7 separate regions of the Mus musculus genome follow, and all the other regions are linked to region 3. The links are chromatin loops, found by intact Hi-C in ENCODE. Cell type or tissue: heart. All regions are shown on one strand.

Region 1 (4,000 bases), 110 kb after region 3:
ATCACTAGACGTTGCTTTTGGGAATCAAGTCCCATGGTTTTGGCTCCTCTGCTATGCCCCTTTCTCTTATCATTCCTGAACCTAGCCACGCCCCCACGCCCCATCCCCACCCTCCCCTCTACCCCCCACGTCCAGTGTCCACAGGGCGGGCATGAGCTTTTAGTAATCTGTGACTTATTCCTATCACCATCACGAGTTTCCTGGGCAATGCGTGATACGGAAAACTCTATGCTGTAGGAAAGTTAAGTGGTTGATAAGGCCTTTGTAGAGTTAAAACTAGACAGCCCAGCTGTCATTGTGGTCGAAGTTCAAAAAACACAGGATTGCAATTGATCTCAAGCCCCGAATTAAGTCAACTATATTCTTTTAATATTCTTTGTTTCTTCAAAATTCGGGATCTGTTTTCATCCAGTGTTGTAACTTCATACGTATGCCTTTGATTTAGGAGGCATAGTCATTCAGAGGGGAGTGGAGTTTAGTCATCATATCCCAAGTTCTCAGGGATGGAATATCAGAGCTACCACTTCTTAGCCAAACCTTCACCACATCGTGTTTCATCGAGTTTCATCGAGTTTCCCCCTTTCTCCCTAATCCCCGGGGTTCATTTCTAATCCCTTTTTCTGGGTATTTTTCACTGGAGATCTCCCAGAACCTTCTGGGATCATGTCTTCTTCCAACCGCCTCACTCCCCCACTTCCCTGTTGGAGGAAGTGAAGATATTTTGCATAGCCTCATTATTCAAGGCAAATGGGAGCCTTCATTCTCCATGCCCTCAGGACCAGCATTTGCACCAGATCTTACTAGATTTACCTCCTCCTCCTCCTCCTCCTCCTCCTCCTCCTCCTCCTCCTCCTCCTCCTCTTCTTCCTCCTCCTCCTCCAGTTCCCATTTCCACTGCCTTCATAAAAGATAAAATGAGCATTTAACCATTTACTGCAAGCTACATGCTGTTTGTGTTATCTGATCTGAGCCTTTTGGACTTGCACAATTACACCCATTATTGAATGATTACAGGGTAGAGGAAATTTTTGTAAACAGTATAAAATCAAAAGAAGAGTGACTGTGTGTGAGTGTGTGAATGTGTGTATGTGTGTATGACTGTGTGTGTGTAAGTGTATGTGATTGTAGACATGAAGAGTGTGTGTGTGAGTGTGTGTGTGCCTGAGAGTGTGAGTGAATGTGTATATATGTGTGTGTGTGTATATATGTGAGAAAGAGAGAGAGGAAGAGAGAACGTGTGTGTGTGTGTGTGTGTGTGTGTTGTGTACTAGGGATAGAATTCAGGAATAATATACTCTAAACAAGTGCTCTACCACTAACAAACACCCCCAGCGTCCTTCATCTTCAGTTTGAATGGGAAATAAATACCAAGTCCAACTCCAAGTGCAGCATCCTTGTCTCTGCTCTGAAGTGGCACATCATAGGCAGACCACAATGCTACACACATCCATGGTAGACACGGTTTCCACTTCTCTCTGGTGTCTGGAACTCACACATCCCTCGGCCCTTCTGTCTTCCACCCCTGCTATATCCTAAGTGCAGTGCAGAAGATTCAAATCTGGTCTGAAATTCACAACAAGCTCTTGTTACTTGTCCAACATGTTCTTTTATTTTTGAGACAGGGTTGTACTGTATCGTCCAGACCAGCTTGGAGTCATGCTTTCTTATCATAATCTCCTCCTTTGCACCACTGGTGCTTCCTCCGTGTGTGGGGAGGCTGGGGGTGGGGAGTTGTACTATTGTGCCAGGAACACAGGCCGGTCTGGATACAGCTGGACCTGAATCTGCCTCTCTAACTCATAGGGACGCCTCAGACCGATGATTGGCCACCCACATTCCCAAGAGCCTGATAATGAACTTGCCTTTCCAAGCTGCAGCAGGGGAGAGGGAGCACGTGCTGGGGCCTGCTGTGGGGAGGACGTGGCCTTGGCAAGCTTCAGTAGGAGCAGTAGACCAGCAGCAGGATTAGACTTTATCCTGCCTTTCAGACTTGGTCAGTTTCCTTCAAGTTTTAGTTGCTCTGGCCTGATTTTATCTCTAAGGTGCTAGATCACTTCACCTCTGAAGGATTCACTTAGCAATTTTAATCATGTGTTGTCATCGCCTGTCCCTTAAGAGCCTATAAATCTTTCTTGAAATGCCTCTGAGTGGCCCTTCCCTTCCTGTCCTAATGGGCTCAGACCACTGGATGACAGAGTGAGGCCCTTGGCAGAGCACACAGCCCAGGGTCTTCTATGTAACTGTTCCTAACACATAAAATGTATTTTTAAATACCAGCTGGCCCAAGACCATCAGAGGTAAAATAGCTGTAAAACTTGGATGTAAAGTTGCTGATTATGAATGGCTTTCATACCAACATTCGTCTGAATTTTAGGGCTTCTGTAAAACAATTTTTTTTAAAAATTGGGGGTATATCTTTTTTATTAATGTTCATTTGTATTCATAAGAAAATGATAATCTAGTTTTCAGTGCAGGGACTTTCTAAAATGATGCCCATCCACAGTGTGATTAGCCCAGATTTCTCGTTCTTCATCCTTCATACAGCAGAGCAAATATAAGGCTCCAGCAACTGCATCCAGTGTTTCTGAGCCAGCAATCTTTTAGGGTCCCGGTAACCATCAAATATGGCTCTGTTTGGAGCCGTGTGTTCTCAGAGCCACTCTTAATTAGATAACATGCTGCCTTTTCACCATTTGTATCTTCTAGGACTCAATTTTTGCTTCAAGTGAACTTCCATGGCTCTATTTTTGCCTCTCATCTAGAAAGGTTTTCTTCCCTCCCTTGCTAACAGAACCCTTTTGAAGAGCCTGGTGGAGAACCTGGTCTGAAAACATGCACCCCTGCAAAGGTGTACTTGTCTTTGTTAAACAAAAACAGTAGTGTTGTTCATGATAGGGTCCCTGGCTTTGCTTAGGACCCTCACATCCATAGTCAATGTTTAAAATTCCAACCTTTATAATTCTAACACGGTTCTCTCTTAATCAATGTGGGGATTTGCAATAAAAATCTAGGGCACATGCCGTCATGTTAGTTCCTTTCTGAAGCCTACGGATTTTTCCAAAGTCTATTTCTAAACAAAATACTTTTTATTAACTTAAAAATATTTTGTCTGTATAGGAAAGGTTATTTGTTGAAATATTTGCCTGAGGAGAATAGAAGCCCTCTTGATCTGCCAGGCTTAACATTGCTAAAATGAACTGTGCTGCAAGATCCTTCAAGGAGCCCCTCCCTGGGGAACAGCTTCCTTGCTTATTGGGGTCACAGAGGAAAGGGAAACCCTTTCCCCCATCTGTAGAAAGGACACCCTCCTCGTGATATGTGAATTCCTTGAGTAGAGACCTCAGCGGACTGGGTGCTTTTTGTAGAGCAAGTCTTAGAGTATAGATGAATAAACTTCAGGGTGGAATGGTTCAGCCGGAAGAGGTGCTGCAGACCGAGAAGGCCCGAGTTCAATTCCCAGGTCCCGCCAGGTGGCAGGAGAGAACCAACTCCCAAGAGTTGTCTTTGACTCCTAAATGTGAGCTGTAGCACGTGTATGCCTGCACCCACACATAAGTACATGAGTGAATAAACAGATAATAAATTTTGAAAAATGCAAACATTTGGAAAACAGTTGCATAGTCATCTTGAAGATTTGCAGGGAAACTGGGAGGCAGTCACTGAAACCCTGTGCTTGCATACCACCTAGGAGGTGCAGCTGATCTGCCGCGTGAGCCACGGTTATTTTCCAAAAAGTCACTTGCAAACCATTTTGGAGTATAGTAAAGCTATGTGTAGCATGTCCTTGAACAAATTAGGACTCTTTAATCATGGCATACCTGAAATATTGCAGGTCCATGAAAGAGGGTGGATTGTACCATTATTATTACTTTCTCATTGTTCCATGGGCGATTGAGATGCTGGCATTTGCAGGCTTTTAAAGTGTGACATTAATATGGCATAATGTGTCATAAGCATGTAGTATTAGGTTCTAGATATTCCCATTGGGGCCGAGAGATAT
Region 2 (4,000 bases), 52 kb before region 3:
AGCAAACAGGCTCACTGTGGGATCCTACTTCATAAGGAACACAGACAGAAGCCCTTTCAGGTTTATAAGCAGTGTACTCTACCCACTTACTGGCTTCAAACAGAAAGCAGTGATTTGTAACATGTCAAGAGCTTCCAAATGAACTGACTCACTGGGAAGAGTGGGTGGTCTTGCCCACATCCTACCTTCATACCGGAACACATATTTTGGCTGCCGGAAGCACTGGCTTCTGGGCCTCACAGCTGCATAACCACCATTATTCCTGGCATAACGTGCACTTCCAACTGTCTTTGCCCTTGCTACTCCTTGTCCGGAATGCCGTCTTCATTTCCCCATGCCTCAAGAGATCTCATCTACCCTGAAAGACTATGTAGGTATCTCCTCTTGCTCCAAGGAGGATTGCTGGTTTTGTCTGTTCCAAGAGTATGATCCTCAGTGCACGTGATGAAGGTGGTGCCTGTGGCTTGAGACTTGAGGCTGCTATTCTCTTGTCTGCTCTACCATACTCTGTACTTCCGTACGTCAAGGCAGGTCCCATTGACCTTACCACCAGAGGTTTGCACAGTGCCAACACTGGTAGCCATTGAAAAAGTGATTATTAAACTAAATATTTTATTTAATCAAATCTGGTTCTATATTACAAGAGTCTCAAAGATTCGTGCTTGGGTTATTCATCACACTGATTCTAGAAAAAAAGGTTGTCATTAGCCTAAGCCTTTTATTATTTTTTTTTCATCTCATCTGAATTGGGTCCATTTAACCTCACAAAAAGTGTGTGTGTGTGTGTGTGTGTGTGTGTGTGTGTGTTGAGGTGGGGGAAGGGCAGTGTTTAGAGGCATTTGGGAACTCTGGTTGGTTCCACTTTTGTCGTCAAAGCATGACCCTTAGGGTAATGAAGGCAGGGACTGAAACAATAACTCTATGGTTGAGAGCCTTCGCTTCCTGCTCTTGCAGAGGACTGGAGTTCAATCCCCAACGCTCAAAGCAGTTCATGATCACTTCTAACCCTGTTCCAGATGATCCAGTGCATTCTTCTGGCCTCGGTAGGCACCAGGGACACACGTATTCCACAGACAAACTTGCAGGTGAAACATCCATGGACATAAATTTTTTTAATTAAAAATTTGTAAAAAGAATAATGACAACTCAATAGTGATGAAAGCAAATGTATTTTTCTTTAAACGATTTCAAAATTGGAACTGAGTTTTCGGTTTTAGTATAAACCTATTCCTTTTAAAGTTTTCATTGGAACATAGCTTGCATACTACCACCCCCCTCCAAAAAAAAAAATCCATTAATGTGTTCACACCTTTCCAGGTACAAAAGCTCAACGGAAAGATCCCCAGCACAAAGTTGAAGTTGATATTTATGTAACACTATGGACCACAGGTGGACACGCACCATCCTTTGCCAGTGGCTGTAGTACGAGCTAAGTGTCTGCATTTCCCCACTAAACACGACACTTAACCACAGTATTAACCCTGTGCTGCATTAGACTTCCTTCTATTAACGTTAAGTCCTAAGCCATGGTAGTTTCTGCATGACAGCAGATGGGTCCACGGGCACACATTCATTTCCATAGTTCGTAACAAAATCAGGCCCTCAGTTGTTCTCACTAAAGTTCAGCAGAAGCACCAGATGTTTGCTTATCCTGCCTTGTTGTAAGGAGGAGGTTTCCATTAGAAAACAGATTCGTCTTTAAACAGCTTTAGCAGAATAGCACAAAAGAACCAGGAATCTCCATCCTGCCGCCTTTCCAGTTTCTCCCCAGGCCTCCCACACTCTGCAGCTGAGCCTAGTCCAGCTCCATTCTACATCTAAATCCAGTTTCCCCCACGCAAAGTTTCTGCTTCAATTAGTTCCACTTCCTGCATTGTAAACAAGACTTGGTCCTGCCTCTCTCTACAGAGCCTCCCCTCCCAACACACACACACACACACACACACACACACACACACATGGCGGGGGGTGGGGGGGGCAAGGTGAATGTAAGTAGATAGGACAATAATGATAAGCTTAATGCCACAGCTTCTCCCCTGCCCTGTGTGTGTGTGCATGGGCATGCCCGTGCAAGGCTGTCTGCTCATGTGACTGCAGATATGAGTGTGCAAAAGCATGTACTCCTTCGTGGAAAATACAGTTCCACCTCCCATATCATTCCTCAAGTGCCATCTATGTTGTTAGTGTTGTGGTTGTTGTTGTTGTTCTTTTAAATATCTCTTACTGGCTTGACATTACCCTAGAAAGCCCCAGGGCCCCAGCAATCCACTAACCTCCCCTTCCCTGGCACTAGGATTACAATCAGGCACCACCAGACACCATTTCTAGTTTTTAAATGTGGGTTTTGAAGACAGAGCTCAGGTGTCACGTTTGTAAAGCGAACACTTTACCTACTGAACTATCTCCCCAGCCCTCGCTTTGCCTTCCTCATAATGATTTCTAGTGGTGAGGTGTGATCTAGCTTGGCTAAGGAATGAGCCCAGGTACACATGTGAGTTTGTAGCCTCATCACTTAATTTCAAACTGAACTATTGCATGAGAAACAAGAATGCCAGTCACTCACTCTGTCTACCCTGGGACTGCTCCAGAGCACACTCGGGTGCCTCTACCCAACTCAGTCATCTCCTCAAAGTCTCGCATTTCTGTAGTGGGTGCACACCTTCAGAGAACACACAACTATTCCTGCTTCCCAGGTATTTCCTGAAGGATAAACATTGACTTAAAATCTTTTTAGTCAGCAAATCTACCAGAAGGAACCAGATTTCATGTGAACACTTTTTCCGGTTTTGCTGCTGTTGTTTGTAGCCTCAAAGACTGGGGCAGGATGTTTCTCTCCGAAGTCTCTCATCTCTCAGATGTCCTTGAACAATCAAACAGAAATGACATCATTCTCTAATGGCTTCTGCCTATATTCAAGGAGAATAAAATGACTCCCTCTGTCTGGCCGTGTGGCTTTGTCTCAGGGGGAATGTGTGTACATGTATGTACTTGGCTGTTTCAGGTGCATGTATATACCTGTGCTTACACACATAAGCATGTGTGTTCATTTGTAACCCTACTCACCATTATATCACTGCACAAATACTACTGTGGAATTATTTAATTCAATTCTGAAGGTAACTTGACCTTTAGCACCTAGTGGAACCAAATGTCCTGGGATCCCTTGTGACAGCAGCTATTTTGCATCTGAGTAAACCTCTAGTTTGCACAGCTCTGGGTGCACAGCTTCTTTCTAATGGTCGGCTTCCTTGACCTTTCTCCCCATTTCCTCTACTGCTCTTTGCTCCAGCTGCTTCCTTTGAAGGCTCCTCCCTATCCTCCCTGTCTGACCCGTCTTAGAATCTACTTGTGTCTGAACCCTTCATCTCAGGGATGCTCAGAACTCTATCAGCATCTCTCTCTAGTCCATGTTCATTGACATATTGGCTGTGGTGGGAACACATACAACACAGAAATCGTCAGTGATACAGATCAGTGCTTTGCTTTGGGAAAGACAGTTGTTAAACATTTGCAGCACAATGCCTTCTTGGAGTTTTGGTTTTGTGGTTTGTTTGCTTGCTTGTTTGCTTTTTAAAGATTTATTTATTATGTGTAAAGTATCTGCCTGCATGCCAGAAGAGGGTACCAGATCTCGTTATAGACAGTTATGAACCACCACGTGGTTGCTGGGAATTGAATTCAGGACCTCTGGAAGAGCAGACTGTGCTCTTAATCTCTGAGCCATCTCTCCCACCCCCACAATACCTTCTTGTAAAAGTTGAAATGTGCATTCATTTGTCTTTGGTCCTTACGTTCTAGAGTGGCTCCATTCCATGACTCAGGTATATTGTATGGCATCATTAGGTGCAAAAATTCTGAGGGTCAAGTTACCCTCAGAATTGAGTTAAATAATTTCACACTAATATTTGTGCAGGGGTATAATGGTGAGTAGAGTTACAAACACACACACACACATACATATGTGCTTATACATGTAAACATGACTAGATACATGCACCTG
Region 3 (4,000 bases):
TTCTGCACAGAGATTCATTTCTGAGCTTGTTCAATGGCCTGTGTTGCTTACCCACGTGCAGCTGCACACCTCTAACTTTTCTATCAAGCACCCTTCTCTGCTTCTCCAACAACTCTCTCGCTCCCGCCTGAGTCAGAAAGGAGTCTGTTGGGTCACTAAGACTCGAGGGCAGATTAATGCGACTTGTTCATCTTCTTTGAGAGGGGAGGGGATTTCATTCTGAATGACAGCACTCGGGAAGGACAGAGGCTCTTTTAATGACTTGATCAGAGGAATGCTAGAGGCAGATACCTGGATTTCAGTAGGGGAATTGACAAAAACTCTCCAAACTCCCATCTGGAGAAATCATATAGCAAAAAAGAGCACAGTTCTATTTATAACCAACTCAATGGCCCTGGCATAGAAAATGCTTAGTAACAGAATAAGGATACAACGGGTTGGTGTCCTTGGATAGGGTCACAGGGCTCTTATCCAGCCTACATCCTGGTCAATGTTTTTATCAATAACTTCAATGACAGCATAGACATCATGCTGGCTGAACAGGCTCTTGGATCGTGGATCTGCAGCTGCTGCTCTTTGATGACCAAAACCATCCCATGCTCTTATTTGGGTTAATAATAGCATGGCCTGGCGGGCCCATCGAGTTTCTGCTCAGCCCAAGGGATGTGCCAGGCAGGCTGCCTACATTACTGCCATAACTACAAAGACTCAGTGTATTCTCTATCGTGATTGAAAAAAATCTGTGCTCAGCATGCTTAGGAAGATTGAAAGGACTCCACAGCCAAGGAGGATGGAAGAACCAATATTTGATGTACTGAGTGCATAGGCTTATAAGACCAGCACTTGAGAGGCTGAAGCAGGAGGTTTTGAAAGTTTAAGGCTACCATTGAGGGACTCATAGCAACCTCATGTTCCAACCAAAAGAAAGCTGCATAAATTTTGTATTTGCCTTTAATAGTCAAGTCACTGTGCTGTACAATGGAGGGAAAATGTCTCTAGCACAATTTCTGGCACTTAGATGCAGAAATATTTGTGGAAAGAGGGAAAAAAAGAGAGAGAGAAGGGAGGGAGGGGCAGATCTGCTTTAATCTGTGTTGGTAATCATGACCAGTGAAGGACATCTGAAGATATTCCGTTTGGCACATGAAGACACCCTGGTCCTCTCCAAATGCTTCAAGGACTGTGTGTAATAAGCATCAAACAGATTTCAATTCAGTGGGAGCTGGAACTTTCTAAAGTAATGAGTACTGTCTGTGCATGCAGGAGGCTGACTTCTGGGCTCACATCATGTCCCTGGGAGTCTTTTAGGCTGTATCAGATCACAGCTCACTGGAGGCAACAGAGAGGAGACCGAGGAAGGACGGGAGAGGCAGAATATGGGAGCCTTTCCTTTGGAAAACTGTCCCAGCAGCATCTCAGAGGCTTTAGACTGAACTTGACAATGTACTGGGAAGCTGAGGTTGGTGGAGTGGGATTGGTGGCTCTATTTTATTAAAGACTACCCCTTTCTATTTCCTATGTAAAAGAATGAGGATCCAATAGATATGCCTTACATTATGCCAAATGCCAGTAAAAGAGTGTTTCATTCTCCGAAGCAACAAGCTAAACAAGCTCAAGCAAGCTTGGGGGGTGGGGGTGGGGGGCGGCTGGGAGAAAACCCTCGAAAGTCCAGCAGGCACTTCTAAAGGACAGAATGAACTTTGTCTGCTGCTGCGAGGCTGAGCCAGATCAGTGAGGGAATGGAAAAAGCGCCCCAACACGAATGTTTATCACCCACACCATCTTGAACGGTTCACAGACGCACATATACAGACTTTCTTACTGGGGTACTTGTGGTGAGGAACTTGAGCTGTATAAAGTATTGTGGGCTTTTTTTTGCTTTCCTTTTAATCTTCAAGGCGATAAACCAGGAAAAGCTTTAGACATCCTCCCAGGAACTGGAATACTAACAATGAAAGCTCACCGAGAGTGCGGGCTGCTTGGTGGTTTCCTAACATTCTCTTTATGCTGCTTCCAGCCCAGGGTCCCTGCCAGATGCAGAACACTTCCCTCATGGCAGCACAAATAGTTTCCATTTCCCAGTTCAGAGCCAGCATCCAAAAGATCCTCTCATTTGAAACTGAATGAAACAAAAGATGGCCCAGAACCCAACTGTAGCCAGGAAACAGAGGAGCCCATGCCAGAAAACCCTGCAGTGTCCCAGAAATCTCCAGGGCCAGAGGGAGGATACACTGCCTATTCTAGGCAAGTAACCATCTTAGAGGATGGTGTTCCAGCTGTTAACCTATCTCAAATGCCTTCAGGGCTTGAGATTCTGTGTAGACACTTGATACTCTTAAGAGAGTGCCCTAGCCTTCTGACTTCTCATTCATCTTTTCAGGACTTCATTAATTCACCCCCTCAGGCACCTGGGTCTTTTTTTTTTATTGCCTTCTTTAATGGTTTTCAACACCGTCCATATATGCATCTTGATCCACTTCATATTGCTATTTCAAAATGTCTAAGGTTTAGCAACTTATAGAAAAAAAGGAACTTTACTTGGTTCCTGATTCTGATGAATCGAGAGTCCCCAAAATGTGATTCTGATACCCTGGCAAATGGTCTGGTTTTGACACAATGTGATGGAGAAGTGCCAAGGGAAATGACCACATGCACAAGGGACAGGCATGTAGGGTGGCCCCATTTCATAACTGCTCTCACGAGAGCTAAGCCATTTTCGCAAGCCCTGATCTATTTCCACAACATAGCACCAATGCACTCACGAGGGCAGAGCCCCTAAGACCCAGTTACCTCTTACTAGGCTTCAACTCTCTCTTTTAGCAAATACATAATTTTGTCCATTATAACCATAATCAAGTTCAGGGGGAGAAAATGTTTTCATATACATCTTCACATTATTTTTATTCCTTATTTGAGAATTTTATGTGAATGATGTATTTGTATCATGTCCACCCCTCCCACCCACTCTCTCCAAATCTCCCCAGGCCCGCCCAACATGTCCCCATACCAACTCTCATCTTCTATATTTTTGAATAACCCCAAAAGCCCAACTAGTGCTGTTCTTGTGTGCATGGGTGGGGCATCTATTGAAGCATGGGCAACCTACCAGTGGTCACATCCTCACAGGAAAGAAAAATGCCTCTCTCTTCAACAGCAGCCATCAACATTTAATAGCTCCTTAGCTAGGAGGGGGAACGAGCCCTCCCGCATTCTGCTGGACTAACTTGATCTAGTGCAGCCCTTACATGAGTAACCACAGCTCCTGTGTGTTCTTAAGAACAGGGTCTCTGTCAGGGTCAGAAGATGACATTCTCTTCTCCCCATCTTCCAGCTCTTATGTTCTTCCCACCCCACTCTTCTGTAATGTCCCCTGTGCCCTGCCTGGGGTTGGAGTTGATCTAGACATCTAGACACTCACAGTCTCTTGTCCCCTGCATTTTTGATCAGCTATTAATCTCTGTGTTGATTGATGCCCACTGCAAAAAGAAGCTTTCCTTTAGTAACTGCTTGTTTCTTTTGTCAAAAGATGAAGGTAAAGTTCAGAGACATGAATCCTGAATTTTAAAAATTATTTTATTTCCAGGATATGTCTATGAAGCAATAGAAATTAATTTTCTCAGTGGGGTCCAGTGTGGTTGGCCCTTTAAGGGCCTTCTTCCTGCAGACATCTGCTTTCTCACTGTGCCCTCAGAGGGTGAAGACAGAAAACAGGACTCTTCTGTGACGTCTAAGGGCATTAATGTTATCCAGTCACAGGTCTCCATCCTTGTGACATCATCTAACCTTTATTATTATAGCAAAGACCCTGTCACCAAATACAATCACATGGGAGAGTAGGTCTTTAACATGAAGATTTTTAGATTAGACATAAAATATTCAGTTCATAATTACTCTCCCTTTAGTTCTCTGCATGTGTCTGTATATGTGTGCATGTGTGTGTGTGTGCACACACATGCACCTGTGTGCACATGCCCCTGTGTATGTAATATCATCAGTTAGA
Region 4 (4,000 bases), 110 kb before region 3:
ATCCTTTCTAGACCGTCCTCCACTACTTTGTGGCATATCTTCCTCTTAGGAAGGGAGAAACATTAGCCTTACGTGGATTCAGTCCCAGGGGATGCCCCTAGTCCAAGCCTCTGTACCCTACATCTCAAATCAACCAATCTTGAACTCTGGATACAGCCCACCATGCTTGTTGCTCTTGATTTTCTAGATTCATCTTTTTCCAGTGTGACAAATGCAAACTTTAGTTGGATAAACTTGCTATTTCTCTCCAACAATTGTCCTTACAAATTTCTGCCATTTACTGTGAGTATGGAAAGAGCAAGCTTGGAATACTGAAGAGAAACCTGGAGTGGTTGGAGGTGTCCTTCTGAGTTGACTGGGAGAGATGAAAGAAAGTATTTTATTTCCACCTAGCACAAAAGCCTCAAGATCAGACTAACTCCTGTGACCTTGACCCATCCTGTCACCTTTAAATGGGGTAAAAAATGGCTTTTGAAAGCTCAGTCTACCAGGGAAGAGGGCTTAAGTCACTAGAGTGGATTGCGAGCATGCATGTGAATTAATAAACAATCACACGCAGAACAGAAGGTTCTGAAGTGTTGCTTAGAACCAGCCACTTCTCAACAGTGGCCCTCAAGCAGGGACAGGTCTGAAGGGCTTGGTGGGAAATAAAAATCAGGGTTTTCTTTCTTTCTTTCTTTCTTTTTTTCTTTTTTCTTTTTTCTTTTTTTTTTTTTGGTTTTTCGAGACAGGGTTTCTCTGTATAGCCCTAGCTGTCCTGGAACTCACTCTGTAGACCAGGTTGGCCTTGAACTCAGAAATCTGCCTGCCTCTGCCTCCCAAGTGCTGAGATTAAAGGTGTGCGCCACCACGCCCGGCAAATCAGGGTTTTCTATTAGGACATTGTTAAGACAGTTAAGACAATGGGAGCACCTCGGAAAACCTGGATCGCTAATTCATGTCATGCTTAAGTCCCTGTGCAAGCAGTCACACACTCTGCATACCTATGGAAGTTTAATGCAACTTTCAAAACCTATCTAGTTTTCTGAAGGGAGTTCATTCAACGTCGAGAAATCTGCCTTCCATAGGAATAACAAGGATGCACTGTTCTAAGACAATTTTTCTTTAGCTTGCAGAACAGTGAGTTTGCATAGGATTGAAAGTTGCTTACTTCAAACAAGACCTTCATCAGTGAAGTACTCAGTGAAGAGCAGTCGGGCCTGGGAGCCAGAGTCCCAGTGTCAGAGGAATTCAACACTTCAGGTTGTATTATATTTGGATGGACAAACCTATTCAGAGGATTTTGTAAACACAAGGCTAGGTTTTGTAAACACACTTGTATAAATGCCAACACCCTTGCTTTGTTTCTACCTGTCTCACTGCTGAGTTCATCCATTTCTAACTCCCCAAATATTAGGCTATTTAGGTTTCCTTTTGGAAAATTGTCACACTGAAGTTATTTGACCAAAATGGAGAGTCAACGTGTGACTTTTGGCTACAGGGCAAAAATCCAGCAGATGTTCTTCGCCTTCTAGAGTGAGCATGGGTGTGGGATCTGATGGCAAATGGAGGAAGCAGCTGGGGAATACATCTGGGGAAACACAGAACAGCCTCTCATAGAGAAAGCACACTACAGAGCTCTCATTCTGGAGTAGGGAGGGGTTGGGGAAGCATGGTCCAGGTGGCCAGATAGGGAGTAAGTGAACTGCTAAGTGGATAGCCATGGTCAGTAACTGCCTCTACTATAGATCCAAGGTGGGAGACAGTGCAAAGTGGCCGGAGGACACATGGTGCCCATCCCAAGGACAAAATTCCATGAAGTGAGCTGTCAGGAGTGCTGTAATGAGCTCTGATTCCAGTAGATAACATTCCCTTAGGCAAAACACCTTGCACTGTAGCAAGGCCCTTGAATACCAAGGTCCTGTCTCTGGTGTCTGCTGAAAGTCATTAGGACCAGATGTGAGGCAAGAGCAAATGTGGGAGTTTGAGGGACAGTGACTGAGGGCAAACATATAACTTCCAGAATCCATTGCACGAACTATGACTTGTCAGCCTATCCCTCCACTCTCTTTCCCAGTGTGAGGCTGGGGTCTGGATGGTGCTGTGGTCCACGGTGCTGCCATGTCGGGTAGAGGTGGGTTGATGTGACAAAATGTGCAGTGGAGGGGGAGCAGGGATGCTGGAAAGTTACAACCCAGAAATCTAGGCCCCAAGGGCCCTGAGTGAAAGATCCTTTGAGAGGATCATGCAGCATCCAGGATGTCCTTTCCACCTGGACAGCTGCTTCATTTAGTCAGGAATAAAATCACATGCTACATAAATGCAGGACAATATTGCCTGGGGGATGCTGAGGGGTGAGAAAGAGGATGTAGGTGGGGTCATGTCTAATGAACATGAGCAGTGAATGGAAATGGCCTTATGAAATCCAGTACAATAAAATGACCCAGGAAAAGGCCAGTTCTGCACTGCCCTTACCTATCCAGTCAGTAACCTGGGATAATAGCACTTCTGTGAGTGCAATTTAGAGGGAGGTGGGGACTTGAAACTTCCCCTCTGTACTAAGGCAATTATATGCACACACGGTGCCTTTAAATATTTAGATCATGCTGTGCAGAACTAACATCCATGCAGGATGTGACCCTGTGGGACTTCTTGCAGGAAGAGGCTTCAGGAACAACAATGACAAGAAGGACCCCATTGCTCTAACCTTCCCTGCTGGGTTGCTGAGCCAGCTGCAAAGAGCTAGGGCTCAGGCCAGTAGCTCTGCCTGCAGGAGATAAACCAGCCTGGGTGTGTGCCTGGGTGTGTGTAATTATTGTGTTCAGTTTCTCTGGAGGAGCGGGGCTAATATATGCATGAGGTCACTCCACCACGCCTTCATTCACCACCCTTTTCCTAGCATTGAAGTAAAACAAAAGACTTTTCCCCCAGTCTTGGATTTATTTTCACAGTAAAAATGTAAGAAAGGAAGCCAGGGGGACTACATTTATTGTATATAAATATTTGAGCTAGGGAGATGGTTTAGTCAGTCAATAATATGCTTGCCAAGACCTGAGTTTGATCCCCAGAACATATGTTAAGAAGTCAGGCGTGTGTTTGCTACCCCAGCATTGGTAAAACAGAAACAGGCAAGGTCCCCAGGATTTGCTGGCTAGCCAGCCTAACCTACTCAATGAGCTCCAATCCAGCAAGAGACTGTTAAAAAACAAAAACAAACAAACCAAAAACTGCAATGGATGGTGCCTAAGCAATGAATGAGGCAGAGATGGCCCTTTGGCCTCCAGGCCTGGCCCTACCCCCACATCCATGCATGCATGTATACATGCATTCCTACATGCATATGTGCACACATACATTTAAAGATGGTAAAAATGTTAGGTTTTATGGGAGCCTGACACAGGCTCTTGATTTCGTCTCCTACATGCTGATTTTTTTTGTTTTTTGTTTTTTTGATTTTTGTTTTTTCATTGTTTTGTTTTGTTGTGTTGTGTTTTGTGAAGGCGGTGCTTGGAAGAGGGTGGGCATGGATGGGCCTGGGATACAACGGTTGCCTAACAGGCCCTCCCACTGGGTCATTTCTGAGAACACCCTTTCTCCAGCTTTAATTTTCCTCAACTCTGTACTCCCTTTCAATACTTATTATTATTTTTCCCTCTCTGTAAGAGTGTATATTTTATTTCTGAATAACAGCTGGGTTTGGAGAATATGACCAAGTATCAGAGGGCATTTCTTTTACATTTTTTTAAGCATCCTGTATTGAGAAAGAAGGTATACTACTGGTGTGTTTGTTACTTCTTTAAAAGTTCTGTAATGAAGTACCTGAGACAATCAGCTTAGAAAGAAAAGAGCCAACCATATGGCAGTACCACTAGAACTGGGCAATTATCCAGAACTCATCATAGCTCTTTGTTCTGGCAATCAAGCACAGAGACCATACCGTCGTCATGATGGACCAGCCTGTGGCTATTTCTGCATGAATCCATAGCAGATCAACATCTTGCTTTGTCACCTGTTGGCTTGC
Region 5 (4,000 bases), 66 kb before region 3:
CAGGAAGATTTCAGCACCCTGTGCTTTGGGAAGGCTTTGACAAATGAGAATGAAGGCTGTTTGCTTGCATAGCTGAGTCCCTCAGTTCTTGACGTGGCTTTACAGAGATCTGTCATCAGGGAGCTAATAAATTGCAACAATCCATCTCTGCAAGAACAGCAGGCTTGGGAACTGTTCAGTTGAGGCACTCAAATATTTCTTGTAGCATGGAATGGTGATTTTTTAAAAATAATAAAAAATAAGGTGTTATTTATTTAACTCAGAACCCCATGTTTCTAAGAACCTGTGTCTAAATAGCCTTAGGTCCTATCATTCTTCTAAGTGAATAAATTATTAAACTGACTCCTAGTGACTCATAATTATTCCCATAGATTAGTGCACATTTCACTCCTCATCAGAGGGGCTTCTATTTGCAATAAGCCATGATTAATATAGAGACTTACAGCTTGTCAAGGAACAGAGAACTTAATAGAATGCTCACCTCTCATTCCAAGACCCAGGAATCATGGCAGAAGAGAGGATGACAAAGACTCCATGAGCCAGAGACAGTGGATGACAATAAGCAAAGAGTATTTTCAGGACACAGCAAGACAGTTGCATATATAAATTCACAGAGGTTATGACAGCATGCTCAAGGGCCATGCAATCCCAAGCCAGACAAAACTTCAGCATGGTGGTAGGGTGGTTATAATATTCCATTCTTAACCAAGGAGCTATTGGCGTCTTACAGCTGTTTCGAAAGGAAGAGTCAGTTTTCTTTGTGTAGCCTTTGTTACATAAGGCCATATGACCCAGAATCTGTAGATGGCACAAGTTTGTCTCTATGGGTGCTGAAGAGAACATAAAAGAATTGGTCAGTAGGGAGATGGTGATGGATCAGGAAGGAGTTGATAGAACATTGCATATGATCAAAATGCATTGTATGAAATTCTCAATGAAGTTTTAAAAGAAAGAAAGAGAGAGAGAAAGAAAGAAAGAAAGAAAGAAAGAAAGAAAGAAAGAAAGAAAGAAAGAAAGAAAGAAAGAAGGGAGGGAGGGAGGGAGGGAGGGAGGGGAGGGAGATAGAGGGGGAGGGGTGGAGAGAGGGAGAGAGAGGGGGGGAGAGAAGCTATATCCTGCCACCTTCAGTTGGAAGGTATATTGGTCAGGGTTCTCTAGAGTCACAGAACTTATGGATAGTCTCTATATAGTAAAGGAATTTATTGATGACTTACAGTCTGCAGTCCAATTCCCAACAATGGTTCAGTAGTAGCTGTGAATGGAAGTCCAAGAATCTAGCAGTTACTCAGTACCACACGGAAAGCAGGCGAAGGAGAGAGAGCACGACTCCCTTCTTCCAATGTCCTTATATGGTCTTCAGCAGAAGGTGTAGCCCAGATTAAAGGTGTGTTCCACCACACCTTTAATCCCAGATGACCTTGAACTCTGAGATCTCCCTGTCTTAATCTTCTGGAATCCATAGCCACTAGGCCTCAAGATCTCCATACCAAGATCCAGGTCAGAAACTTCTATCTCCCAGCCTCTAGATTAGGGTCACCGGTGACCCTTCCAATTCTGGGTTGTAGTTCATTACAAATATACATTACAAAGTTGACAACCAGGAATAGCCACTACAGAAGGTAAGTTGACAGCTGGGACTTCTGGTTTTGTTGCCACTCTTGGGAATTGATCTTGTCCCAAGCCCTGTCCCCGTTGTATTTGCTACACTGGTGACCATAACCCTCAGCTCAACTCTGGGACATATGGCTTTAAAGTATATAGGCAAGGGAACCACTGAAAAGTACAGTTGGACATTTTCTGCCCCTCTGTCAGCCTTTGCTTGGTTCCAGAGTCACTGAAGTCCTCTTGCTGGCCCAGGTTCCTTCCTTAGCACCAGACTGTCTCCATACTTATGACCCAGAGTCAACACCAAGGCCCACGTGTGGCCACTGGGCTGTGGAATGCCAAGTAGCCACCCATTTTTTTGGATTGTTTCCTAATGTCTGTGATTCCTGGCAACTGCAGAGGGCTTCCAGGGACAGGGCTTAATGGTAGGGCGGAAGAGGGAGGGGAGGAAAGCAATGTGGAGTCTGCTGACATGCTGGAAAACGCTGCCCGGAGGTCCCTGAATCAGTGGAAGGACACCTTCCTTCCTGTCCCTCTCCAGCACCAGTGCTGGGGTCAGCAGTTCATGCATAAGAAATCAGGATTCTCTGGAACCACTCATGCTGCCTAAATGTAAACTGACAGCGAGGGGCCCAGCCCCCTGTAGGTAGGTAAAAGTCACTGTTCTGTATCAAGCACATTTGACAGTCACTCAAAGGACAGTTAGCAAATGAATATATGAGTCACTTGCTTCGATTTCACACTAGCTGGTGTTACCCAGACCAATTTACATGGCTTTCCCTGAACAAGCCCTAGAGTTGGCCTTGTGTATTATGGACCTTTCTGTTCTTTTGTCCATCAGGTTCGAAGCTGAAAGGGGTACAGACCTGTGGAAGGAAGGTGTTTGCATTCCAATTATCCATGGGGAGGAAGGAGGGAAATCTTGTTAGTTGTCCCAGGGGATAAGAACCTGGCAGGGACGAGACCTGGAAAGAGGATAACATTTGAAATGTAAATAAAGAGAATATCCAATAATAATAATAAATAATAATAATAGAACCTTGTGCGGTGCGGGTCTCTTTCTTCTCTCCACACCCTGTTCCCTTGAATTGTCTTCTTTCCAAGGGTGGCTGGCTCTGGGAGGTCAAACAATGGGAATTGTAGTCAGGCATCTATCTAATCATAGGCATTGTGAAGATCAGAAGGCTCCAGGCAAGCTGAGGGGTTGGCCATGAGCTGGACTAATCTGCACCACGGATAACAGACACCTGGATGCATCCTTGAAAGCTCATTCAGTTGATAACAGTGCTTGCTGCTGATGTGAGGAGAGGGGTGAAGCAAGGCTGAGACTGGTGGATGAAGAAGCCTGAAGACTCTATGTTCACACAAGACAGGGCTGGAAGATGTTAGCCATTTAACATCCCATTTCCAGGCTATTTCCAGGCTCTGCTAAAAGCCACAAGGATGCTCCCCCCTCATGTGGGGCTAGGGGAGGATCAACTCATGGAGGTGTCAAAGGTTCTATGTGTCTCAGAAACGTTGCAAGCGTTAATGATCACCTGTAAAAATAAATCTGTTTTCCCTTTCCTAGCCCCAGCTTCCGGAATGACATTTCTGAGACTAATTATTTATTAATAAATACCTCAGCCATAAACTTTAAGCATAGCCATAAACATAAAGCAGTAGTACTCAACTGAGGGATGAGGGACGTCACAAATCAGACATCCTATACATCAGATATTTATATTATGCTTCATAACAGTAGCAAAATTACAGTTATGACGTAGTATCAAAATCCTTTTATGGTTGGAGGTCATCACAATCTGAAGAACTGTGTTAAAGGGTCTCAGCATTAGCAAGGTTGAGAGCCTTTAGGACCTACAGATTCTACAACCTTCCCAGACAGCTGGGGACCACATGTGTAAACACAGGAGACCATGGGGGACATTTCACATTGAAATCACAACAGGGAAGAAAAAGAGTTTACATGCTGTGCGCGCTCTCTCTCTCTCTCTCTCTTTCTCTCTCTCTCTCTCTCTCTCTCTCTCTCTCTCTCTCTCTCTCTCAGCAGGTGAGGATTCCATTCATGGTAGAGGGACATGCCACCTATAGAAACTCAAGTCAAGGTGAATGTCCTTTGCTCCTGTAGTCTACAAATGAGCCAAGGTAAGCCTTTCTTTTCTGCTGGTGTATGGTCTCAGGTGTCTTGTTAACAGTATCACAGAACTGATAATAGACACAATAGGACAAATAAAATAATTGGCCACTACACATTTTAGTATTTCTCCAAAAGTAAGTTTGAAAATCTTCAGAAACACATTGTGCATTTGAGGTGGTGGGTTTGTTAGTCCATTTGATTTAATAACTCTTCATTGTATTAAACAAACAGCATTTCTTTGTGCCCTCTAAAGTAGTT
Region 6 (4,000 bases), 120 kb before region 3:
TAAAATGAATAAATAAATAAAATATAACCAATGACTACTTTATACTATTAAGATGTTTTGTAAGTAGGCATTGGTGAAGATATGAAAATCTTAAGCCCATGATGGTTTGAATGAGGATGGCTCCCATAGGCCCATACATTTGAATGCTTTCAGTTACAACTGTTTAGGTGGATTAGGAGATGGGGCCTTGTTTGAGGAGGTGAGTCACGGGCTGGGCTTTGAGGTTTGAAAGTACTTCCACTCTTACCACTGCTGCCTTGTTGTGTTTTGAGATGTGAATTCTCAGCTATTCTGGCTACCATGTCTTTGCTCTACTATATGGACTCTAACCCTGTAAAAATAAGCTCAATTAAACACTTTTCTATATGTTACTTTGTTGTCTCATCAGAGCAATAGAAAAGAAACTAAGACAGGCCCTTTGTACATTCCTAGGAAGAATGCAAAATAGATGGAATAAATTACCTAAATAATGAGTGCTCTCGTGTGTGTGTGTGTGTGTGTGTGTGTGTGTGTGTGTGTGAAATTCTGGATCCTTATACACCAGCAAGTATTCTACCACTGGGCACCCTTCTCTCAACTCTAGAAACATAAAGTGGTACAGCCACTGTGGAAAATAACACACTTAAACATACAATTATCAAGCTATCCTATAATTTTTCTCCCAGTTATACACCTGAGAGAATTGAAACCATATTTATACTGAAGCTGTAGATCGATATTTATGGCTGGGTTATTCAAATTTAGTTAGAAAGTGGAGACAACCCCAGAGTCCGTCTACCAAGGAGCACACAGCTAAAGTTGGAACAGCCTTACCATGAGGAACTGTCAAGCCACTGGAAGAATAAAGAATTATAATGCAACCAGCCCATGAGGGAAGCCAGGCACTACAAATCAGTGCTGTTTGATTTCATTCATATGAAATGTCAGAATGGACAAGTCCATAGAGACAAAAAGTAGACTTGTGGTGACCGAGGTCTGCAGCAGGAAGGGGCTAACGGGAAGTGATGGCTATGGACATAAAACTTCTCCTGAGGCTGTAATAATATTCTAGAATTAATCAGAGCTGATAACCTCATGGACTTGTGACTATACTTTAAAAAATCATATTGCTGTGCACTTTAAGTCTGTGATTTTATTAGAAAAAAGTATCACCATGAATAACATGATGTGGAATACGCTAGCCTTAAGGGTTTGGGTGAAGCTAGGCTTTCTTCCCACCTCAATTATTTCACTATTGTTTATATTTATTATGCATTTAGTTACCACACCATTCTTTGCATTGACGTTTCTGTGGATCTTCTTAGAAGGAGCAGTTGTTTCAAAGCAACCTGTAAGATGCACTGTAACTCTGTCTTGGCTGGGGCTTGTTCTCTGGTTTTCCTTCTCTTGGCTTCTTTTTTACACTATCATGGTTGGCCCTGAGTTCCCCTCTCCTAACTGAGGATGGAGATGGCTGAGCAGGGACCTGCCCAGATCCAAGCAAAGGCCAAAGTATGAGATGGTTCCAACCAGTGCAAAAGAGAGGCAGAAGCATCACTAGGCATTCAGTTAGGAAGTTTAGTGCAGGGTGGTGGGAGAGCATTTGTCTCTGCTTTCTTCTTGTTTCTGTTTGTTAGTATACAGTTAGTTGGTTAGTATAGAGTTTATTCAGGGCATAGGGAGGGGAGTCAAGAGGGTAGTAGAGGTAGAGAAAGGCAGAGAGAGAGTAGAGAAGTAGAAGAGTAGAGGCTGGCCATGAGAATGTGGAGAGAAAGGGGGAAGGGAACGGAGAGAGAGGGGGAAAAGGAAAGCAAAAGGGCAAGAGGTGGTCTCTGCTTTCTTGAAGGATGGCCAGTGAGACGGGGAATTCTCCTGTGTGTCCTAGCACCTTCACCACATCCTGGCATCTATACTAAAAAGGGTCAAAATTCTCCTCAGCAAGCAACCTTGCGGAGGGCAGCGGCTGAGTCTACAGAGCCATCGGGTGTTTGGAGCACAGCCATGGTAGTCTTTGGGGCGTGGAGTAGACACTTGGTCATGATGAAGTCAGCAGTTTGAAATCTGGCATCCGTGTGGTGCTCATGAGCTCTTCCTCCATGCTTGGGCCAAGAAACTTGACAGTAGCCACAAATTCGCCACATGAGGGTGCAGAGGATTCGATCTCCTTTCATTATAGCAGGTGGGAAATACAAGGAAGGTGCTCTTCTAATCCAATTCCCATCTGAGGCAGCCATTGTGAAACCACTAGATGGCACAGTCTTGCCAGATGTGAGCCAGACCTTGGACAATGAGTCTTGCTAGATGACATCATCAGATACTTAAAGGAGCTTAGCTGACTGTTATCCACCCCCCACTCCTACCCCCACCAGAGGTTTCCTATGTGTTGGCAGTTTATACCCTCCAGATCGTGTAAATACAGATGTGTTGCAGTTAGTCATCAAAGTCAACTATTCCGTAACTGGAGCCAGGCTGAGAAGGGCCATGTCTCTTTGTTTTCTGTTCAAATATTTTCATGATTCCTCTGTCACACATTCTTTAGTCTTCCATATGGTTACATCAGCACCCAGGGCCTCCTTTCTTCTGTACACATAGAGATACATAGGAAAAATCACTCATCTTTAATATACAGGAAATTCTTGTACAGCAAATAAAATTTCCATCTCTTATGAGGATGTCATTCATGTCTTTTGCAATGCCTTCTCCAGCTTTGAGGAAGATCCCAGAAAAAGAAAATATCCAAAGACCTAAAGGAAACAACTACTTGTTTTAATGTTTTTATTTATTATGTTTTAATATTTGTTTATTTATGAAGATACACATGCAGAGGTCAGAGGAGAACCTTTGGTTTTCTTCTTTTTTTTCCCACCATGTGGGATCCAGGGATCGAACTCCTGGCAGCAGGCCACTGAGACATCCAGAAAGCCCTTAATTATTCTATTTATCCATCTTTGAAAATTTTTTCTCCCCAAAAGTAAAAGTTTTATTTGTAGTCAGGGGCTGTACCCACAGGACCAAGCAGCTTAGTGAGACTATGCCCATGGTCATTTAACATAGGCCACCTCCCAGTGCATCTGTGGTATCCACCAGCATCCACCCCAGGGAAGAAGTGTGGTAGGGCTTCATGACAGACAAGTTCAGCTTCAACAAAGGAAAGAGAATAGATTTACTTAGCCCGAGGTCACTGCATATGACCAGCAGGGGGCCTGTCCTGAGACCGTGAGAACTTGTAAGAGGTTCTGACTTCTGGTGAAAGCTGAAAAATTGGGGCACTGGGTCCCTGCTGTTACCCCCAGAAATATTGGCCTTTGAGACCTCATGAGGCAAAGCATGAGGAAATCCCACGGAGGGCTGGGGAGATGGCTCAGTTGCTACAGTACTTGATGAGGCACACTGGCCAGTTAGTGTAGCCCATTAGGCTACACACATCCAGGACCCAGTGAGAGAAATTCTTTCAAAAAACAAGATGGCGGAGACATATCTGAGGTTGACCTTTGACCTTGACAGACAGCTTGCATACATAAATGCACACAGGCAAACATCACACACACACACACACACACACACACACACACACACACACACACACACTTTCTCCCAAGCCTCTTGAGGTGGTACCAGCCCCCCAGAGTAGACAATGGCGAAGACAAGACAGCAAATTCAAGGTGCCAGGTGACTGGGCTGAATAGACCCCATTGTTGAGTTCTCCTCCACTCTCTGTGGCACCATGTTTGCTCAGAGAAAGAACAAAAAGAATGGAGTCCAATTACAAAGCAAGGGTGTGAGCTAGGTTGGGGTTTTTTTTGGGGGGGGAGTTGGTTTTTTTTTTGTTTTTGTTTTTTAATGGTGTTTGAGAAACAGCCTTCGATTGTGTCAACAGGATTGTAGGAGCTATTTATGGCTGTATTACTGCAGTCTCTGGAGATGACCTTTAATTCTAGAACTATACGGTTAAAGAGTTTATTTTTAACCGGCCCATTCTCTGTGACATAAAAAGAATCTTGTGGCACTTGGATAGCTGTTC
Region 7 (4,000 bases), 110 kb after region 3:
AAAGGGAGGGCCCATGCTCGTTTGGCCTAGGCACTAGACTCTTCCTTCCCATACTGTTTGAACTCTCACCACAATTGAGGCTGTTTGTAAAGCGAAGAACACTGCTCAATCCCAGATCAAAATTCCATAAAGTAATAGGAATGTATGAGAATTTTTCTGAGCATTGGGTAATCACAGTGTGTGTGTGTGTGTGTGTGTGTGTGTGTGTGTGTGTGTGTGTGTGTGTGTGTGGTTTATGAAAAAAATGAAAGAAGAAAAGAAACTGAACTTCACCAATGACTTAGAGCAATGGTTCTCAACCTTCCTCATTCTGTGGTCTTTTAACACAGTTCTTCATGTTGTAGTGACCCCCAACCATAAATGTATTTTTGTTGCTTTTCCATGACTGCGATTTTGCTACTGCTATGAATCACAATGGAAATATCTGTGGTTTTGGATGGTCTTTGGTGTCCCTGTGAAAGGGTCCATTCAATCCCCAGAGGGACCACGACCCACAGGTTGAGAACTACAGGGATAGCTCTTCACAGCTTCAACCCACAACATAATAATGCTTCACAGGAGTTGTACACATATGATGTGCTGAGCACTTCTGGAAAAGTTCAAAGGTGTCAGAAAGACCATCTTTCAGTGGACCCAAGCCTGTGTCTGACCTCATCAGAGTTCATGAGACAATGAGTTGCCCCCTGGAAGTCTTCATCATTATCAGGAAACGTCCTATCAATTATTTTGCTTAATTTGTGTCTATCTAGAAGGCTCACTCAGTTAAAACAACAACAACAACAACAACAACAACAAAGGTTTGTGGTCCAATGTTGGTTTATCCATTAGGCACAGTTCCCACGGCTACCTGTAGTAACTTATGCAAATATTTTAGTTAACTTCTTCAAAGTATAAGAAAAATATAAATATATGAAGAAATATATAGTATTGGATCTGAATGACATTTGTCTTCATAACATAACTAAGATACATCATTTTAACAATTTTTTTATGAAAGAAGGAAGACAAGGGCCAACATGCCCAAAGCCTACAGGACCCAAATGACTAAGTCACACTCAGATACAAACATGTTTGTAAGAGTCAGTCATTTTGTGGTTTTGTTTGACATAGAGTAGAAATTTTCTTTTAAAAAAAAGTTTATTATTTATGCACATGCATATATATCCATGTAGGTTTATATCTACCATGTGTAACTGGGTGCATGTGGAGGCCAAAAGATGGCGGAACCCCCAAGAGCTAGAGTCACAAGTGGTTGAAAGCACCTGAAGTAGGTACTGAGACCTGAACCCAGATTCTCTACAAAAGGAGTGAGAGTTCTTATTGCAGATCTGTCTCCAGCTCCTCTGTCTTCATCCTTGCTGTCTTCTTCCTGCTCTTCTTCCCCCTCCTCCGATTCTTCCTCTTCCTCCTGCCCTTCCTCCTCCTTCTTCTCCTCCTCCTCCCCCTCCTCCTCCTCTTCCTTCTCATCCTCCCTCTTTGAAAGGATTATGTTCTCTGTTAATGAATTTATCATTTTCTTCTTAGAGTGATACTTGGCTATGTCTACAAAGACAGAAAAAATGACATATTGATACATGAGATAGTTGTGATTACTCAATTGATTTTCCTAAAATTAAATAACTATTTTCCCATCTGGTCTCCTATAGATATTGTTTGCTTTGTGATATAATGCAGACAGTAAGAGAAGAGAGTGACACTTAACTTGGGGTCCCTTGGTTAACCTTAGCTATATGCTCCTTGGGAACTGTTGGCCTACTGTGCCTCCTTGCTGTTTTGGAGAAGGAAGTCCAGAATTGCAGGTGTGGTGCCATGGATCTATATGGCTAAGTGCAAGTACTTTTCAGTGTCTGTGGCTCATCTGGTTTCATTTACTTTCAAAGCCACATTCTGGTTTCATAGAAACTAATTTTGTTTGTCTTCAACTTTGGTGACTATCAGTGATGCGGAGACCATCTCCTCAGAGCTACTTGTTAACTCAAACTAAGTTCGTTCACTATCTGGGAAATCTTCTTTCACAAAGATCAGCTCCCTGAAGACGGGGATCTTTATGTGCTGTGCTGACCTTAGGAAAAAAACAGACATATAAGAGGAGGTCAAATGTTTCCTGGAAGAATGAGATAATTTCCTGCTTTAGAAAAGTCAGGCCCTGCTCTGAAATAGCCTGTTGTTGAATTCAGTGGCGAACAGTACTGGTCAGTCTTTGTACTTTGATACCAAAGGGTTTTGGCAGGGACACAGAAGTGTATGTGGTCCCTTAGGAAAGAGCAGGAACTCGGGAGCCAGGTATAACAAACCACAGTGCTGTCCTCTTGGGGGCAGCACTTTCTGTCATATGCTCCTGTCTGACAATGTGGTTGCTACTTAAACAGAACAGAAGGGTCAGAGAATTGTAGACAGATGTGTTGCCTCTTTCTATCTTCTGCAGATGGAAGACTAGGAAATAAGACGGCTGACCATGATTGGCAAGATTAGATTAGGCAGTTCTAATGTACAAAAACTTCAAATGTCAGAGAAGGATAGGTCTGGTATATATAGAGTTTGTTTACTTGAGGATATCAGAAACCCATGCTCTTTCTGTTGGCATAATATGTATGTGTGTGTTCAGCTCAAATACTACAGTTTGGGGGGCACCATAAAAAAAACAACAACAACAAAAACCACATATCTGCCCCCTGCCCCTGTGAGTTATTTCCTCCAGCTTCTTGTTTAGGGTTTCTCCCACCCAAAATATTTGATGAAATGACCTTAGAATGGAGATGCTATAAGAGTATGAGGCTAAAGGGGAGCCTAAGGAACAGACGCATGCCCCTTACTGTTGCAAAGTCACACTGGGTATCTTTTCTTTTCTTTTTCTTTTCTTTTCTCTTCTTTTCTTTTTTTTAATATATATATATAGTAACATCAGATGCACCAGAAGAAGGCATCAGACCCCATTACAGATGTGGTTGCTAGGAATTGAACTCAGGATCTGGAAGAGCTGTCAGTACTCTTAACCACTGAGCTGTCTCTCCAACCTCATACCAGGCATCTTGATTGTTACTCTTCTGCTGGCATTTTCTGAGCCTCTTATACTATTGAGTTGAGTAACTCAACTCTGGCCAGAGAACTCCTTTTCAGTAAAGATGCCAAGGGTTCAAGATGACAGATTCCCCACATTAGTTAAGATTAAGCGCAGCTGTGACTGTGATCAACAGTACCCATGATCCTACCATGCACTGGGATCATCTCTGGAGCATCATTGTCATTTCTTACATCCCTGTATGAGGTGTTCCTCCATCATGAGAAGGAGGACCACTCACTGAACCTATCTCAGGTCAGTAGAATCCACTGGGATGCATCAGAAACCAATAATAGTCTTGTAGCTGAAATCTTTGTGGGATGTGAATTGTAGCTTTTTAACCACTAAAATTTGCACACAGTTTGGTGAAAGTATGCTGGCAGTAAAATAGACCCTGCATGCCTCACGGGACTTGTAGGTGATCTTACTACTGTGTCCCAGGGCCTATAAGTATCTGACTCAGGGTTGATTGATTTGTCGGAAGTCATCTAAAAAACAATAATCAGTGTCTACGTCATTAATGATTCATATGATGAATAAGTAACTCATTGTATCAGACTAGACATCGCCGATACGGCCATCCGGTAGGATTCTTGGCAGACTGCTGGAGCACAGGAACCAGAATGCAGCATGCTACTTTAAAAAGTCATGGAATCACTTTCCTTCAATCTCTTGCAGTGCGAAATCTTCCAACTTTCTCTTGGCCTGACCTGACAGCACTGTTAATGAGGATTTCTTAAAATATATCAATATTAAAAGTATTATGCAGACTAAATGTAGTAACTATAAAAAAATCCAATGGAGTTACATCATTCAGAAAAAGTGTCCATTTTTTACTTTACCTACAGAGTGGGCATCTGTTTTTCTTTAACGTGTATTTGTAGGAACTTTGCATGCAGAAGCTGGGGTACAGCCTGCCCCGTTGTAGACCTTTCATGGATG

Evidence for each region. Peaks named below come from ENCODE experiments on the same cell type or tissue, not always from the same donor. Only the 100,000 strongest peaks of a DNase experiment are listed, where the experiment ranks them.
Region 1: it touches region 3 in a loop (2.2-fold over the local background); 3 of 42 quality-filtered maps call a loop at or near these places.
Region 2: it touches region 3 in a loop (2.8-fold over the local background); 7 of 42 quality-filtered maps call a loop at or near these places.
Region 4: a loop joins it to region 3, with 4 times the contacts of the local background. A loop is called at or near these places in 3 of 42 quality-filtered maps.
Region 5: a loop joins it to region 3, with 2.5 times the contacts of the local background. A loop is called at or near these places in 7 of 42 quality-filtered maps.
Region 6: it touches region 3 in a loop (2.4-fold over the local background); 2 of 42 quality-filtered maps call a loop at or near these places.
Region 7: it touches region 3 in a loop (2.0-fold over the local background); 3 of 42 quality-filtered maps call a loop at or near these places.

What each region holds. Positions count from the first base shown.
Region 1 is chr10:3,809,212-3,813,211 of GRCm38, forward strand. The region is part of intron 2 of Plekhg1 (pleckstrin homology domain containing, family G (with RhoGef domain) member 1); the gene reads left to right. Among named protein-coding and RNA genes, the nearest start is that of Gm30164, 52 kb to the left of the region's middle. In heart, no CTCF peak of the experiment used is centred here; a DNase peak (open chromatin) is centred at 1,820; H3K27ac peaks cover 482 bases.
Region 2 is chr10:3,643,446-3,647,445 of GRCm38, forward strand. No RefSeq gene overlaps it. Among named protein-coding and RNA genes, the nearest start is that of A330032P22Rik, 73 kb to the right of the region's middle. In heart, no CTCF peak of the experiment used is centred here; no DNase peak of the experiment used is centred here.
Region 3 is chr10:3,695,064-3,699,063 of GRCm38, forward strand. No RefSeq gene overlaps it. Among named protein-coding and RNA genes, the nearest start is that of A330032P22Rik, 21 kb to the right of the region's middle. In heart, no CTCF peak of the experiment used is centred here; DNase peaks (open chromatin) are centred at 618, 2,118 and 2,668; H3K27ac peaks cover 867 bases.
Region 4 is chr10:3,589,269-3,593,268 of GRCm38, forward strand. No RefSeq gene overlaps it. Among named protein-coding and RNA genes, the nearest start is that of Iyd, 51 kb to the left of the region's middle. In heart, no CTCF peak of the experiment used is centred here; DNase peaks (open chromatin) are centred at 1,573 and 2,723.
Region 5 is chr10:3,628,916-3,632,915 of GRCm38, forward strand. No RefSeq gene overlaps it. Among named protein-coding and RNA genes, the nearest start is that of A330032P22Rik, 87 kb to the right of the region's middle. In heart, a CTCF peak has its summit at 2,264; a DNase peak (open chromatin) is centred at 1,936; H3K27ac peaks cover 292 bases.
Region 6 is chr10:3,570,928-3,574,927 of GRCm38, forward strand. No RefSeq gene overlaps it. Among named protein-coding and RNA genes, the nearest start is that of Iyd, 33 kb to the left of the region's middle. In heart, CTCF peaks have their summits at 2,217 (motif pointing right) and 3,171; DNase peaks (open chromatin) are centred at 2,224 and 3,174.
Region 7 is chr10:3,803,270-3,807,269 of GRCm38, forward strand. All of the region lies in intron 2 of Plekhg1 (pleckstrin homology domain containing, family G (with RhoGef domain) member 1), which reads left to right. Among named protein-coding and RNA genes, the nearest start is that of Gm30164, 46 kb to the left of the region's middle. In heart, a CTCF peak has its summit at 2,307 (motif pointing right); a DNase peak (open chromatin) is centred at 2,242.